Linked DNA regions of Homo sapiens: region 1 is linked to region 2. Evidence: read pairs that join two places in POLR2A ChIA-PET (ENCODE). Cell type or tissue: PC-3. All regions are shown on one strand. Links, peaks and the distances in the headings refer to the core of each region. The heading gives the core; the rest is flanking DNA. Region 1 has its middle 27 kb from the start of JMJD1C. Region 2 overlaps JMJD1C (jumonji domain containing 1C).

Region 1 (2,815 bases), core at 106-2,605, 130 kb before region 2:
GTGCTGGGATTATAGGCATGAGCCACCAGGCCCAACTTTCCAAACTTTGAAAAGTATTCTGAGTCAGGCTACATAGAAATCATATACCCTACTTCCTGCCAGCTACGGGAAGAAAAGACTCCATGGTTTCTCTCTCTCTTTGTTTTTATTTTTTTCCTTCTTTTTAAAAAATGTGATCAGAGATCTGGATTGGAAAGAAAACATTCTTAGAGTTATTTGAGAGCTTTGTTATTTTCCCAGTTCCTTTCTAACTTTATATGAGTTTATTCCCTCCATTTGTAAAGTGGCTACTCATCTGCTCTGTGAAAATGGCTAATCCCTAAATTAATTTATGTTCAAAAAGAGAACATTTATGCTTCTGTTTTAGGTGCTGTTGAATTTATTATCTAATAATATGTACTTTCAAAAATTAGGAATTAGCCGGGTGTGGTGGCTCACGCCTGTAATTAACAGATTTAAAATTTTATTATAAAAATATGAATTAGGCTGGGGGTGGTGGCTCACGCCTGTAATCCCAGCACTTTGGGAGGCCAAGTCAGGCGGTTCACCTGAGGTCAGGAGTTTGAGACTAGCCTAGACAACATGGTGAAACCCTGTCTCTATTAAAAATACAAAAATTAGCAGGGCGTGGTGGCTGACGCCTATAATCGCAGCTACTCATGAGGCGGAGGCAGGAGTCATGAGGCAGAGGCAGGAGAATCGCTTGAACCAAGGAGGTGGAGGTTTCAGTGAGCCTAGATCATGCCACTGCACTCCAGCCTGGGCAACAAGAGTGAAACTCCATCTCAAAAAAAAAAAAAAAAAAAAAAAAAAAAAGAAATAACAGTTTTGTTCCCATCTACTTAAAAATAGCCTGTGATTCTTACATATATGTTGATTTAGATTGTAGGAATATCTTTTTGCTATGAATACATTATTTTGTTAAGTCTCCATACTCAGTGATTTTGCTTGAATTACGAATGGTGTTGAAAAAAGATAATGGAAAGGTTAACATAGGAGAGAAACGGAAAGAAAGAAAGAAATTCAGGCAATTGAAAATCATCCTTCTATTTCTCCCCCTTAAGCTAACACTTTCACCTGATACTTACCTTGAAGATATATGTGACAGTTATCTAGACTCATATTTCAGTTAGTACCTCACAGCTAAGAGTGTAGACTTTAAGTTCATGTTGGGGTTATTCAGACAAAACTGTAGTGGGTTATTTGTCTGAATTATGTTCAGTTGCTTTGACCTGCATCCACACTTTGAACTTGCCACTTTGAGATTGGCATATTAAAAAGTGTAATTTGTTTTCTTTTCCCTTTTTCTTATATTTTTAGTGATTATTTTTATTAATGTGCTTTTTAAAAATAATCTTTTATTTTTATTTTATTTTATTTTATATTGTTTTGAGACAGAGCCTCACTCTGTCAGCCAGGCTGGAGTGCAGTGTTCGCAATCTTGGCTTACTGCCACCTCTGTCTCCTGGGTTCAGGTGGTTCTCATGCCTCAGAGTCCCGAGTAGCTGTGACTACAGGCCCACGCCACCACGCCACCACGCCCAGCTAATTTTTGTATTTTTATTAGAGACAGGGTTTTGTCATGTTGGCCAGGCTGGTCTTAAACCCCTGACCTCAAGTGATCCACCAACCTTGGCCTCCCAAAGTGCTGGGATTACAGGCGTGAGTCACTGTGCCTGGCCATTTCTTTATAATCTTTTAAATCTTTATTGTAGGCTAAAATTTTTCTTCCCATGATTAATTTCATCAAACTTTGTTCATATCAGAAGGAATCTTTTTATTTGGAGTTTCCGCTTGACTTTGAAAGAAAAAGTGCCAGCCTGGGCAACATGGTGAAACACTGTCTCTACAAAAAATACAAAAAATTATCCAGGCATGGTGGCATGGGCCTGTAGTCCCAGCTGCTTCCGGGGCTGAGGCGGGAGGATCCCTTGAGCCCAGGAGGTCGAGGGTGCAGAGAGCCGAGATCACGCTTTACTCCAGCCTGGGTGACAAAGTCTCGAAAGAGAGAGAGAGAAAGAAGAAAGAAAAAGTTATAATTTACTCTATATGTTGTTTAAAGGAAAAGTTTCTCTGTAAGGAAAAGGAATTTCTGCTAGGTTGCATTCCCCCCGCTCTGCCCCTCTTAGTTTAGAATGAATTCTGTTTTGTGCTGACAAATAGCTGTTTCTGAAGTTGGCAAGAAAATTTCCTCTTGGGACTCCACTAGAAGTGTTGTAGTAGCTATCTGATTCAACTGCTTAGAAAGCTCTCTGAAAGTTGCCTTGTTTGTCTGGAAAGAGTGAGGAGCCCAAACCTGCTTTTTCCCTGGAGGGGGGTTGTAGCTATAAGCTGTTATGGGAAGAACTAGGAGGGATTGTGTCATAACAGTATGAAATTGAGCAATACCAAGGCATAATTAAAATTTCATACTCCAAAGCAAATTTTCAGACACAATAAAGAAGGGCTCTTAAAGATAGGCTTGGGTAGTATTTTATACTCTTATCCACCTTCTTAGGAGATAGAAAGGAAAGAGGAGGAAGATTTTCCTTTTCTTCATTTTCTTTTTATTTAAAACAGTCCACAAGTAAGCTGACTGCCTTATGCGAGTCATTATGCAAGAAAGGAAGGGGGATCAAGAGTTACTGGTGCAGATTCCATCTTACTATAAAATAAAATTGTGGGTCTTTATGTAATATCTTATTGAATACTAATTGTTTTATATTAAAATATTACATGTAAATATTAAGATACCCCATGAAATTATTTTGAATCAGATCAAGTGGCAAGGAGAAAAGAGTCAGTAGTTAAGAATAACTGGGGGAGGGGGTGATGA
Region 2 (2,815 bases), core at 9-2,508:
GGTCTCACTGTCACTCAGGCTGAAATGCAGTGGCATGATTATAGCTCCTTATTACCTCAAACTCCTTGGCTCAAGTGATGCTTCTACCTCAGCCTCCCAAGTAGCTGTGACTTAGCGGGCTACTGGGGAGGCTGAGGTGAGAGGATCATTCTTCTAAGAATGCACCACCACCATGCCTGGCAAATCTTTTTCTTTAATTTTTTTAAGAGATGGGGGATCTTGCTATGTTTCCCAAACTGGTCTTCAACTGTTGGCCTCTATTGATTCTCCTGCCTCAGCCTCTCAAGTAGCTGGGATTACAGACACAAGCCATTCTGCTCCCTATTTTAAGATTTCTCTGTGGTATTCCTTATTGTTTTCTGTCTGCTATCTTTAGAAAAGATAAGGTCTTCCATACCTTTTTTTTAAGGAACAAAAGGTATTTTTAAATGCTACACTGACTGATAGGAAAATATGCAGATCCAATCTTTTTAATTCTCTTGAATCTAAAAGTACCGGGTTACCATATGGAAACAATACCAAGCCATCCTTAAAAAAGAGTTTAAATTCTAAATTGTAAGAGCAGTTATAACAACTTTCAGTACTTTCTTCAATAACTATATTTTGATTAGCATTTCTGTGACATTAGTAACTCTGATAAAATGATTTCATGAAACAGGAGGAAACGACCAACTCAATAGCTAGAAAAGAAACATTTCAACTAGATTAAAACAAAGTTAAAACTTGTACTGAGACCACAAAATTCCTATCATGGGTAATGAAAAGTATTCATTAAAATTCAATTTTTTATGTAATAAGAAGTTAGAAATTGGATAGTCATATTCAGGTAAATTGGTCACATTATGTGGAATGCAGAAAGAAACAAGGGAAATAAAACCAGTTCTACAAAAATGTTTTGTCATTATAAAAATATTAGATCACATTTTCAAAAATTAACTTTTGAAGAAACTGCTGTGTTTTAAGAAAATGAAAGTTAGTAGGATAAATTCTCTGTAAAACGTCCAGAACAAATGTATGAACATAATATGTGGTTATTACCATGATAAATGTGCACAACAGCTTAGAAAAATGTTAAATAGTTGTGAATGTAGAAATGGTGGTAGCCATGAATATGGCCCAGGCCAGTTATACCAATGGCTAGGTAATAGTGAGAAATTATAATAGCAATCTCTAAGATGATACTAAAACAAAATGTTACTTTCTAAGAATTAACATTACTAGGATTATGAAACAACTCCAATTTAAATGGGAATTTAGGTTCTCAAATATTCTAGTATAACAGGTGTTCCTTTCATTAGTATGGCTGCTCAAAGAATATGAAATGGATTTCTATCTGGTAGTAATATTCTTAAATTCACACAATTACCATGCTTCGGTGGAAATTGAAGGAGGTCATTATTTTGAAGGTCCAACATGGTTAGATTTTCTGTCATCTTCATTTTCGGAGGGTCCACAAGATACAATCTGATCGTTACTAATCAAAACTGTTTTAAATGTGAATGTATGTTGTAGAACTTAAGGTAGTATTTTGAACTAGATAGTTTTAACTGGCCGCCTTTCCAGACTGCCTTTAACAGCCCCTGGGTTATGGAGGTATTGCATTCTCTTCTATTAACGTTGAAACTTACCTGGGGACCCCACCCCACTCTTCTACTGCCATATGTTCAAACTTTTATACAGCTTTTTTTCTGTTTTAAAATCTTGTTTTTGTTGTGATTTTATTAGGATCTAAATCCTAATAAAAACCATATTACTGAGTTTTCATAATTTTTTCTTTTTTCCGTTTTTCCCCTATTCTAACCCTAATATATGATATATCTTAATTATATCGTATTAAAGAGACAGGATCTTGCTATATTGCCCAGGCTGGACTAGAACTCCTGGCCTCTGCCTTGTGAGTAGCTGGGACGACAGGTACACACCACCGTATCTATCTTCAGATTTTTTTTTTTTACCCCATTTCTTAAATTGTTATGTCATATTTCATTGTTTTATCCAAACATGACAATTAGTTGCCATTTACTAGAATTTAACAGAATGTTTAGATTTCTCAGGATTTCTATGATGTTGTAGAACTTTTCTGGTTTTGCCTATTTCTTAAGCCATAGTGAGTTTTATTTGGTTATAATCTGTGAAAAAATTTTCGTATCCTAAAATAGATGATAGTTTGGAATCATTTCTTGATTCCTTGACCTTTCCATTATAAGTATTTCCTATATCTATTCATCTCTTTTGTTATACTTGGAATTACTTGGGATTTTCACTTTTTCATTATTGTAATTCAAAACAGCCAAGAACAGCAAGCCATTTAAATATGAAGGGTGTTGATTCCATTTTTCTCCTGTCCAGAAATACAGTTGCCACGTCTACATGTGTTCTAATTTGAGAGGTTTTTTTTTTTTTTATTTAGTTCTTGGGGGCTGGCAGGGGAAGTCTGTTTTGGGTACTAAAAGTGCTTGCTTTTTTATGTAAGGAGTTTGTCTCTGTGTGTGTGTGTGTGTGTGTGTGTGTGTGTGTGTGTGTGTCTGTCTGTCTGTGTCTTTTGACATTTTAAACACAGCATCCTATCTGTGTTGGGAGATAATTTCATTCATTCAATAAATATATTTGAATACTTACTGTTGGCTAAGCATTATGTAGATACTGTGAATCTCTGCCGTCTGACACAAATAGGTAACTGCAATTGTGAAGAGTTTTATGAAAAATAAATACAAATATCTTTTGATACTCTTTTAAAGCACATTTATGCCGGGCTTGGTGGCTCATACCTGTAATCCCAGCACGTTGGGAGGCAGAGGCGGGTAGATCACCTGAG

The links. Peaks named below come from ENCODE experiments on the same cell type or tissue, not always from the same donor. Only the 100,000 strongest peaks of a DNase experiment are listed, where the experiment ranks them.
Region 1: POLR2A ChIA-PET joins it to region 2 with 5 read pairs; 4 of 35 experiments call an interaction of 5 or more read pairs at or near these places.

Annotation. Positions count from the first base shown.
Region 1 is chr10:63,491,251-63,494,065 of GRCh38, reverse strand. It overlaps a transcript of JMJD1C not described here. Among named protein-coding and RNA genes, the nearest start is that of JMJD1C, 27 kb to the right of the region's middle. In PC-3, for the core only: no CTCF peak of the experiment used is centred there; DNase peaks (open chromatin) are centred at 1,645 and 2,285; H3K4me3 peaks cover 415 bases; H3K27ac peaks cover 2,500 bases.
Region 2 is chr10:63,357,537-63,360,351 of GRCh38, reverse strand. The region is part of intron 2 of JMJD1C (jumonji domain containing 1C); the gene reads left to right. Among named protein-coding and RNA genes, the nearest start is that of MIR1296, 14 kb to the left of the region's middle. In PC-3, for the core only: no CTCF peak of the experiment used is centred there; no DNase peak of the experiment used is centred there.